Regions from separate parts of the Homo sapiens genome. Here region 2 is linked to region 1. Evidence: chromatin loops called from intact Hi-C (ENCODE). Cell type or tissue: B cell. All regions are shown on one strand. Links, peaks and the distances in the headings refer to the core of each region. The heading gives the core; the rest is flanking DNA.

Evidence for each region. Peaks named below come from ENCODE experiments on the same cell type or tissue, not always from the same donor. Only the 100,000 strongest peaks of a DNase experiment are listed, where the experiment ranks them.
Region 2: it touches region 1 in a loop (2.6-fold over the local background); 6 of 110 quality-filtered maps call a loop at or near these places.

Annotation. Positions count from the first base shown.
Region 1 is chr18:59,054,871-59,060,253 of GRCh38, reverse strand. It overlaps the pseudogene OACYLP. Among named protein-coding and RNA genes, the nearest start is that of SEC11C, 82 kb to the left of the region's middle. In B cell, for the core only: a CTCF peak has its summit at 2,841 (motif pointing right); a DNase peak (open chromatin) is centred at 2,863.
Region 2 is chr18:58,960,771-58,966,153 of GRCh38, reverse strand. The region is part of intron 7 of ZNF532 (zinc finger protein 532); the gene reads right to left. Among named protein-coding and RNA genes, the nearest start is that of ZNF532, 99 kb to the right of the region's middle. In B cell, for the core only: no CTCF peak of the experiment used is centred there; DNase peaks (open chromatin) are centred at 623, 1,613 and 2,193; H3K4me3 peaks cover 2,659 bases; H3K27ac peaks cover 4,253 bases.

The DNA of each region.
Region 1 (5,383 bases), core at 283-5,282:
ACATCTGGAAAAGCAAAGTAACAGCTTCCCCTCTAGACACCTCACGTCCTGATTCCCAGACACAACCATCAAATCTGACCAAGAATCTTGTATATAGAAACCACTGAGCATGTGCTGTTAAAAATCCAACCCAACTCAGTATCCTCTTCCAGAAGAAAGTCTTGCCATTGTAATCTCACTGGGTATGTTTTCTCACATTGGTGGTTTCTTTGGGTCAGTACCAAAGCTCCTACAGATGGGACCACACTGGGTTCCAAATCTGGAGGATCATAAGGAGAGGTCAGTGAAGAAAGCAGAGAATCAAGCTCTGGCAGGAAGATAAAGGCCTTATCTTTAAATTAAAAAAAAAAAATGAAGACAGGGGTTTCACCATGTTGCCTGAGCTGGTCCTGAACTGGACTCAAGGGATCCTCCTGCCTCAGCCTCCCAAAGTGCTGCGATTACAGGTGTTAACCACTGCACCTGGCCAATTCCTTCTGATTCTTTAGCACAGAGAGACATCAGTAACACTCTACAGCACAATACAGTACCCAGCAGGCTGACTGCTTCATCCACAGCTTTGGAAGAGCCTGGCCAGGTGGGCCACACAGTCCCAGCCAGACCCATGCCCATAGAGTGAGGCACGGGAAATCATACCTTGGTTCTGAGAATGTTTTCCTGGTGGTTTTGGTGCATGTAAATGCTCAGAAAGAGGCCCACAAGAACTGGCCCAAATCGGCAGTAGGGCTTTGTGTAGTACTCCACGAAATACAATACAATCGCCTCTTCACTGAAAAATACAAGGAAATAAGCCAAAATGTTATGTTTGATCTGGACATGGCAAAGGGAATCCAAATCCCTGAGATGTCCATTGGAATAATCAGCAAGCCCAAAGGTACATTTAGGGCACACTTGTTCATTTCCTTAGTCATGGTGCGCAAACAGTGACCTCATGGCCCCACCTCAGCCAAAGTTGGCTTGTTTAGGTTCCAAATTCCCTCAGGCCCCTCCACCCCAGATCCCAAGGAAATATCATGAGTGTATTCATTTTAAATAGCTGTGTCTGGTGGCCAATATGTCAGAATGTTCTAAAAATGTAGCACCCAGATGTGAACCCAAGGGTCCCAAGGACAGAGACTGTCCTGAGAGAGAAGTGATGAGAGGTCCAGGCCAGGCTATTAAAAGGACACCAAAAACTATTCTTTGAAGCTGTGTTTTTCAAGGTTTCATCCCTTGACATCAACAGCTGCGTCAGGCCAGGCATGGTGGCTCACACATGTAATCCCAGCACTTTGGGAAGCCGAGGCAAGAGGATCATTGAGCCCAGGAGTTTGAGACCAATCTGGGCAACATAGAGAGACCCCAACTCTACAAAAAAAAAAAAATTAGCCAGGCCTGGAGGCACATGCCTACAGTCCCAGCTTCTCAGGAGGCTGAAGCAGGAGGTTCGCTTGAGCTCAGGAGGTTGAGGCTGCAGTGAGCGGTGATCATGCCACTGTGCTCCAGCCTGGATGACAGAGTGAGACTCTGTTGCAATAGAATAAAAAACACAGACAAAAAAAAAAAACACCTGCATCACCTGAGAACTTATTAGGAACCCAGACTCATGGGCCCCACCCTGACCTACTGGCAGTGGGCTCAACCATCTGTGTGTTAAGAAGCCCTCCAGGTGACCCTGATACCCCCTCAAGGCTGAGAAGCTTTGCCTAAACAGTGCCATTCACGGGAGGCATCCAGGTTATACCCAAGCCCAGGGAATCATCATCTCTGCACATGGACTCAGGGACTAGAAATTTTAAAACTCTCCTGAGTTTCCCAAAGGCAGATTGAGAACCCCTGCTTTAAATTTATCACCGTTAAAATTATCACCATTCCCCACTGAAGCTAGACGCACTCTCAGCCCCTAGCTGCCCATGCAGGGACCACTGGAGGAAGGGAAGGTGTTTGAGGACTAGACGTATGGTTCTTCAACTGTGGCTGCACATAAGAATTTATTCTGCAAATTAGAATTTGTAAGCACCCTGGGAATGCTTACAAAAGTCCGCTGCCTGGGCCCCATGCCCAGAGATTCTGATTCAATTGTTCGGAGGTGGGTGGGGATGAAAGCATCAGTAGATTTAGAAGCTCCCAAGTGACTCTAATATGTGGCCAGGGTTGAAAACCGCTGGGCTGGACATGAGTGAGCCTCCTCCTCAATCACTTCACCATGCCATGATATGGGAAGGGCATGATAGTCTCCTGGTCAGGAGGCTTGGGATGTTGTCACCAATTCATTCATTTATTCTCATATGCCACCCACTCACAGATTCACATGGAACACTCACATACCAGGAACGGTTCTGGCCATTTTATTTTGGAAGATCGGCAAAGGCTGCTCTGAGAAGGTGACATTTGCACAGACACCTGAAAGATGTGAAGGAGAAAGCCCTGCCAAGATCTTAGATTTTAACAGAAGAGTAATTCAGGCTCAAAAGCAAGTGCTAAGGCCCCGGGTTGGGGAGGGTGGGGAAGGGGGTTCGGGGAGCGTGCTTGGTGCGTTGAGATGAGTTGGTGTGGCTGGTCCAGTGTCAGCAGGTAGGAGGGTGACCAATGAGGCCACTGGAGGAATTCAAGCAGATGACTGACATAATCTGATTTTCATTTGTGTCACTGCATTGAGAGAAGATTAGCAGGTAATCATAACAGTTTTTCCTGTGTAAGTGTCATACATGCCTCATTGGGGAGGGGAAATAGCACTGTGGATTGGCTTCTAAGTTCAAATCACACCTGTGCCACCTACTAGTTGTGTGACCTTGAAGAGGTAGGTTCAGTCTCTCCATCCAACAGAGCCACCAAGCAGCAATTGGCTGCTGGAGGAGAAACACAGTACAGCCACATGGGGGCGCTCCTTCCTCTGGGAAGCGTTTCAATGGGCAACGTTGAGTTCAGAGAGGACCTACCAGTGCAGGTTGAAAGGTTCAGAAGTTTGGAAGCAAGAAGGCAATCAGCTTTCCCATCCAGACCAAAAGTTTCATACCCACTTTTTCCATGAACCAAAGGGCACAGGGTGAACAGCCTGGCATTCAGCAGCCCTCCCCGGGAAGTCCTGGCCAGAAAGGGGCAGGCTGGGGAACCGCATTACCTGGTTTCTGATGGAGCCACGACAGGAAGTTTATATGCCAAGGTGATCAGAGCAGTGGCTGTGAAAGATGCCAAGAACAGCATGGCCCCAAGGAGGATGAGGATCTGTGTACTCCTGCAAAGAAGAGAGGATACGGAGAGGAGTGCCCTTCAGTTTCTTGCCCCACACATGCGCTTCCTATGGCACGAAAGGCTGGAAATCCTGACCATCAGAGGTACTTCCTGCTTTTGAGAGGCCCTGCTTTTGAGAGGCTGATGAGTGGCAGGGAGAGCGGGGCTGGGGCTGGAGGACCTGAGGCAGCCTCGGTCTTGACCATCCATTAGTTGTGCCACACCGGGCAGGGCCTTGAGCTTGAGTTTCCTGGTCTAGACAGGAACAGTAATCGCATCCTCGCCTGCCCACCCTGAGGCTTACTATGCAGCTCAAAAGGAGTCCATGCCTGGGAACGTCCCTTGTCATCTATGAAACCCGATATGGATACAAGTGGTGGTTGATTTGGGAGAGAGGACTGTCAAAGGCAGGGTGGGACACGGGGTGGACCCACTCCAAGCACAGGGGAGAGAGGATCGAGAAGGAGGATGGTATGGTTTGGATCTTTGTCCCTGCCCATATCTCATGTGGAATTGTAATCCCCAGTGTTGAAGTGGGGCCTGATAGGAGGTGACTGGATCGTGGGGATGGATTTCCCCCTTGCTGTTCTTGTGATAGTGAGTGAATTCTCATGAGATCTGGCTGTTTAAAAGTGTGTAGCACCTCCCCGCTTTGCTCTCTTCCTCCTGCTCCCACCATATTAAGATGTGCCTGGTTCCCCATCTGCCCTGATTGTAAGTTTCCTGAGGCCTTCCCAGAAGCAGAAGCCTGCACAGCCTGCAGAACCATGAGTCAATTAAACCTCTTTTCTTTATAAATTACCCAGTCTCAGGTAGTTCTTTATAGCATGTGAAAACGGACTAATGCAGAGGGGGAACCAGGCACGCCTTCAACTGAGGAGCAGAGCCTGAGACAAATGTCCGGGTGCAGGTAGTTCACGTGGGTGTAGGAATGAGGGATAGGGTAGGAGAACAGGGAAGCAGGGAAAACCAATACCAGGATGTGCTATCAAGGTGGCCAATGCTCAGTTCTTCCAGAATGTTCCACAGGGCCATATGAAATGTACCTTAAAACTGTCCTGTGAGATGAAAGACAGAAGGATTTTCCCACTGTCTTCTATCTCAAATGGGTTAAGGATGGTCCCACACAAATTAATTCCTCCACACTTTGGGACCGTGCATGTATAAGACTAGGATGTTTCCTGAAGCACCCAGAGTGAGGCGCTGTCTGGTTGTACCTGCTCCGAAGTGTGAGGGTTGGGATTAAGAGGATCCACAGTGGTGTGGAAGAAATGTCAAACACAAGTGCGAGACCATCCAGGCACAGCCTGACCTGGAAAATGCCTTTGACAATGCAATTCTGCTAGTGAAAGTTGCCATGGCTGTTCATGAGGAAGGGATGAGATAGATACTATTCAGTTATCAAGTGATACAGGGAGAAAATTATTTTCAGCCAGAGTACCAATGTTAGTGTAATATTTGGAAAGAAGGATGAATTCTAGCTCCATGATGCTATGATTGATTACTAATGTCTGCTATGAGGGTAAGCAGGGGGTTATGGTAATAATGCTGTATGTATATTTACTATGACTTCTGCCAGACCCCTTAGCTCTTCTCTCCTTGAATTACTGAGCTCCAGAAAGACCTGATTCCACTGGCATTCCATGGAATTATATTCTCTAAAGGAAGAAAAGCCCTACTTTTATATTTCCCTCCACTTATAAGCTAAATCTTGTTGCATAGTCACAAGTTTGGACAGTGTGGGTTTTCAGCTGAAGGACTGAAATCCACCTTCCACGACAGCCTTTGGGAAAGATGCTGACACGGGGCCAGTGCTCCTCAGTCACAAGGACACTCACATGGGTTCCCAGGCAAGTCTAGAGTGCGGAGGCATAAGAACTCAGTGTCCTAGGTAAGTGGTAGTCAGGCCATCCAATAAAAACCCACAGCCACCCGAGTAAATATGTGTTTAACTCCCTGGGGGACTTGAGCCCAGTCCCTGGCACCTACTTCCAAGATCAGTATCTCCACCACAGACTCCACAAGTCTCTTCCAGCTAGCACCATTTCAACTAAACTCATAAATCTTCCTGACATTGAATGTTATGGGCTGAATTATGTCCCCAACAAAGTCCTATGTTGAAATCCTAACCCCCAGTAATTCAGAGTGTGACTGTATTTGAAGATAGAGTCTT
Region 2 (5,383 bases), core at 210-5,209, 94 kb after region 1:
ACTACTCAAGGAGAAGAGAGAGGGTAGGAGAGTAGGAGGGAACGTATGTAAGTGTGAAGGTAACACAATTATCTAGAGAAATTTAAAAATAGACTTCACTCCTACCCAGGTCCTACCCACTTCTCCACATCCCAAACCCCCATAACCAGACTCAAAAAAACCCTGATTCTAACTGTGCTCTCTGCCTCGAGAGCCTCTGCTTTAAGATAACTCCTGGAGTCAAGAAAGGGCCTCTCTCTTGTGCATTTCTCCAGATTTCCGAGACACTGCAGGAAGAGGCTCTGTCCCTCATAAGGCTCAGGCCCTGCTACAATCCATGCAGCCCCCAGATACATCCCAGGCAACTGCTAAATTCAAGCCACTCTAAAACATTTCATAATTCTGCAGGAAGATTTGCCCAATTAATTAACGACACCATGATGCTGTTAACAGCAACTGCAAGTAATTCCAGAAAGCATCAGACCCCAGCTAAGGAATATAAAACCAGGACATTCACAGTCTTCCAAAACTACACACACGTCCAGTTAATGATGGCATAACCAACTTTAACCAAGATTGAACACCTAAATGAAATGAAAATGACTACATCAAAAGCAGAAGTAAAAACTGGATGGAAAGACATATCTGCTAACTGTCCCACATCTATATTGAAAGATTCAAGGAGACTAAAATTAAGCAGCTTTTGAAATGTCAGCTTTCATTCTGTGCAAACTGCAGAGTCTGGGCTAGAAACCTGCCTCTGGCAGGCTGCAAAACCCTGGGGTAAGTTATTGAACCTTTCTCAGGCTTCATTTCCTCACCTAAAAGTGGGATTCGTAACTGTCTCCCCTCAGGAGCCTGCTGCAATGAGATAGTAAGTAGGGTAAGCCCTCAGACAGTGTTAGCCCCAGTATCCTTAACACCCCGCCTTCCAATTTAGCCACAAGCTACCAAAATCACCAATAGTTCAATATGTACTTTAATATGCTCTGAACCAAAAATTTTCAACATCCTTTTTACAACACATTTATAGCCTTACATTAAAAAAAGTTCTTATTAAATCAAGTGGAGGACTTCAGAAAACTACATATAGTAAACCATACTAATAAAATATCAAATAAACTAATAAAATATAAATTATAATAAAAGTTAGTATTAAAAATTATAGATTTATATAGTATAAGAAATATGTATTATATATGATCTATAGTATATAAATATATAAGAAATATATGAAGTAAAAATATTTAGAATATAATAAAATTATAGGCCAGGTGTGATGGCGCACATCTGTAATCCTGGCACTTTGGGAGGCCAAGGCTGGAGGATCACTTGAGGCCAGGAGTTTGAGACAAGCCTGGGCAACAAAGACAACTCCCTCTACCCCGAACTCCCTACAAAAAAATGAAAATCAATAAAAATTAGCCAGGCATGGTGGTGTTCACCTGTAGTCCCTGCTACTCAGGAGGCTGAGGCTGGCAGATTGCTCGTGACCAAGAGTGTGAGGTAGCACTGAGCTATGATCACGCCACTGCACTCCAGCCTGAGCGACAGAGCGAGACTCTGTCTAAAAAAAAAAAGAAAAACTGTGTATACACACACACACACACACACACACACACACACACACACACACACAAACAAAATATCAATTCCAGTGGCCAAAACTAATGAAAAATAAGTTTCATAAAGCCAGCAGTGATATACATTTCTAGCATGAATATACAAACTCTTAATGTGCCTTTTAATCACATCTGACACAAATGCAGAATCAAGTGAGAAGCCATCACTCTCTAACAGTCAACCAGAGATAGAAGAGAACATGCAACTGATTTAAAGATATTTCTCCTAAAACCTTGAGATCACAAATAAGTTCTAAGCCAAAAAAGATAGGAGAAACTGGTTTTTTAAAAAATTTTTTACCTGTTGCTAGGGTAACAGGATTTTGGCAGGAAGTCAAAGTCGCCATAGCTAAAAGATGAGTTTTAAAAGGATAAAAATCTATTATATCCCTACATTTAGATTAAATAAGAGACTTTGTAGTAAGGCATGCCTAATGACAACAGGATGAACTCTAACAGTAAAAGAATGAAAATGAAACCATCTGGCAATGAACTATGCAAACTAGACAGTATTTCAGTATTTTTATCCCCTTAACTAATGGCCATCACCACAGTACAGCACGAAGACAGAAACAACATGGAGATGTAACGTTTTATTTCACAAAGTTATCTAAACAAGTTTCAGGGAGATTAAGGGGGGCAATTATGCCCTACCACACATTTCATACACATGGCTAGGTTCCAGGTTGTGTGGGTGAGCACCTTTTAAATTTTTTTTTTTTTTTTTTTTTGAGACAGGGTCTCACTCTGTTGCCCACACTGGAGTGCAGTGACACGACTGCGGCTCACTGCAGCCTCAAGCTCTGGGCTCTAGCAATCCTCCTGCCTCAGCCTCTGAAAGTGTTAGGATTACAGGCGTGAGCCACTGCACCCGGCCAAGTGGGCACTTTAAAAATTTATATACATACACACACACACACACACACACACACACACACACACACACACATTTTTTTCTTTTAAATACTGTGCAAGTGAGAGTCTCTGTAAAGCTCCTCAGTCAATCTGATTCTAAGCATGGTGGTCCCAAACTAGGAAATGCAAGCTGATTGCCTTGCCATTCTTTTCAAAAGTAACAACAGCACACCTGCCTCAGTGGCTGTGGTCATCTCTCCACACTCTGATCCTTTCATTCTCCCACTTTCCTTCACTGCCACTGCTGTCTTTCACCTACATCTCTGAGTGAACTGAAAGTGAATTTCAGAATGGGAAAGGCTACAAAATAGCAAGTATTCAAATCACCTATCACCTGCACCCTGTATGGAAAATGCAGATGAAATCTATGGACTTTTCTTAAAGGCTTTAGGAACAGAAACATTAAGACATCCTAAAATCATTTATAATCAGGCTTTAAATTATATTGAACAGACTTACTAATGCTGTAAATCCAACATCCAGAGAGTTGTGTCCCCTGCCTTCACCACCAAGAGTGAACGTTGGGTGGAGTCTTTAAACAAATACACTTGAGATCAACCTTCCCCAAAACATAAACTCAACAAAGGTGTGTTGGTGCTATAGCAGTCACACAGTGAGGGCCACAGCAATGAGCATCAGCAGCAAGGGCAGGTGTGCGGCAGATCCCAGGTGGTATGAGTGTTCCCAGCCCTGCCACAACACTGGAATCACCTGGAAGCTTTAAGAATGCCAGGGCCGGCTGGGTGCGGTGGCTCACGCCTGTAATCCCAGCACTTTGGGAGGCCGAGGCGGGCAGATCACGAGGTCAGAAGATCGAGACCATCCTGGCTAACATGGTGAAACCCCGTCTCTACTAAAAATACAAAAAATTAGCCGGGCGTGGTGGTGGGCGCCTGTAGTCCCAGCTATTCAGGAGGCTGAGGCAGGAGAATCGCTTGAACCCAGGGTGGGAGCTTGCAGTGAGTCGAGATGGCGTCACTGTACTCCAGCCTGGGCGACAGAGAAAGACTCCATCTCAAAAAAAAAAAAAGAATGCCAGGGCCAGGTCCCACCCCTAGTGATGCCAATTAGCTGGTCTGGTGAGCACCAAGTGTGCTGGGCCGTAGGCTCTCCGGGTGATTCTCGTGTGCAGCTACCAAGTCAGACTCACTGCTCCCCCTGTAGCCTTCCTGCTGACAAGGACTTCTTCCTAGAAGTTCTGTTTCGATCCACAAATTAGATTAACTGTGAAACCAAATGCTTTCCACAGAGACTTGGTTAGTCCATGGAATGACTTTTAGACTGTGACTGGTTTAAAATATCCACCTCACACTAGCAATGGCTACTACATAGATTACCACTGGTAGTTTCCTTTCATTCCAGTGTCCGAGGAGAAAGGTCACATTGGCCCTAGAATCCATTTTTTTTTTTTTTAGACAGAGTCTCGCTCTGTCATCCAGGCTGGAGCGCAGTGGCGTAATCTCGGCTCACCGCAACCTTCACCTCCCGGGTTTAAACAATTCTCCTGCCTCAGCCTCCTGAGTAGCTGGGACTACAGATGCCCGCCACCATGCCCAGCTAATTTTTGTATTTTTGGTAGAGGTGGGGTTTCACCATATTGGCCAGGCTGGTCTCAAACTCCTGACCTCAAATGATACATCCACCTCGGACTCCCAAAAGTGCTGGGATTACAGGCATGACCCACCATGCCCAGCCGACCCTAGAATCCCTTCTATTCCATTATTTTACAGATGAGCATCTGGCCACTACCTGAATACTTCCAGCAACAGATAGGCAGACATTTCACTCATGCATGGCCCCAGCTGGTCTGGAATTATCACATGCTGGTCCTCACATGGAGGACATCTATCTGAAGACAGCTATCAAAGCTCCCCTTAACCCCAACTTCTCTCTTCCTCCTGCCACTGTTTCTAGACTCAGCATTCTGCTTACCCTCCTCTGCTAGTTGTCAGCATCCATCTTAAATCGATGCAATGGAACCTTTCCCTGTTTAGATTCACTGTGGCCACCTTACTGCAGGTGACAAATACTACTTGTCATTCCCTCCCCTTTGCGGTACACGCGGGAATATACTTGGGGCTGCTCACATAATTCATTCTGGGCAATGACTCGTGTTGTGCATCATATCCAGAATAACGAGCGTGTAAAGACCAGGCAGGACTCGCCAGTCTTTTTTTCAGTAACACCTACGTTGAGACAATGGGGCTGAAAGAAACAGCCTTGATCACTGAGTTACCAGTGGAAGGGATGACTGCCCCGGAGAAATGCAAACTCTGCATAGCAAACTCTGTATGTGCAAGAAATGAACTTTTATTGGATAAATCAATGGGCTTTGGGGGATTGTACTGCCACTCAGACTAAGCCAGTAGTTCGCAAAGCATGGTCCCAAGATGAGCAGCATCAGCATCAGCATCAGCTAGGGCTTGTGAGAAATGCAAATGATCGGGTTCCATCCCAGACCTGCTGAATCAGAAGCTGTGGGGTAGAGGCCAGCAACTAGCTGAACAAGCCTTCCAGTTAATTCTGACGCACACTCCAATCTTGGGAACCGCCAGCTAGATTATGGTGCCAAGTCAAAGGAAGGGTGTTAGCTTTCCTTGATATGAATGCTACATCAGCAGCCACAAAGAAGGATGGGTTATAGCAAGATAGTCAAATAAAGACAGAATACTTTTTCATAGAACTTAGCTAAGCCATATCTACCTCACATAATATCTGTGTACTTTTATTTTTTTTTTAAGTGAAAAGCTCTGCATTTAAGATCTGCCTTGCAAAATCCCTCCTAGCTTCTCTTCCTATAATTAAGTCATTGATAGAAAGACTGAGGAAAATCTGATCCAAGATGGAAGCTTTCTCTCCAACAAGGC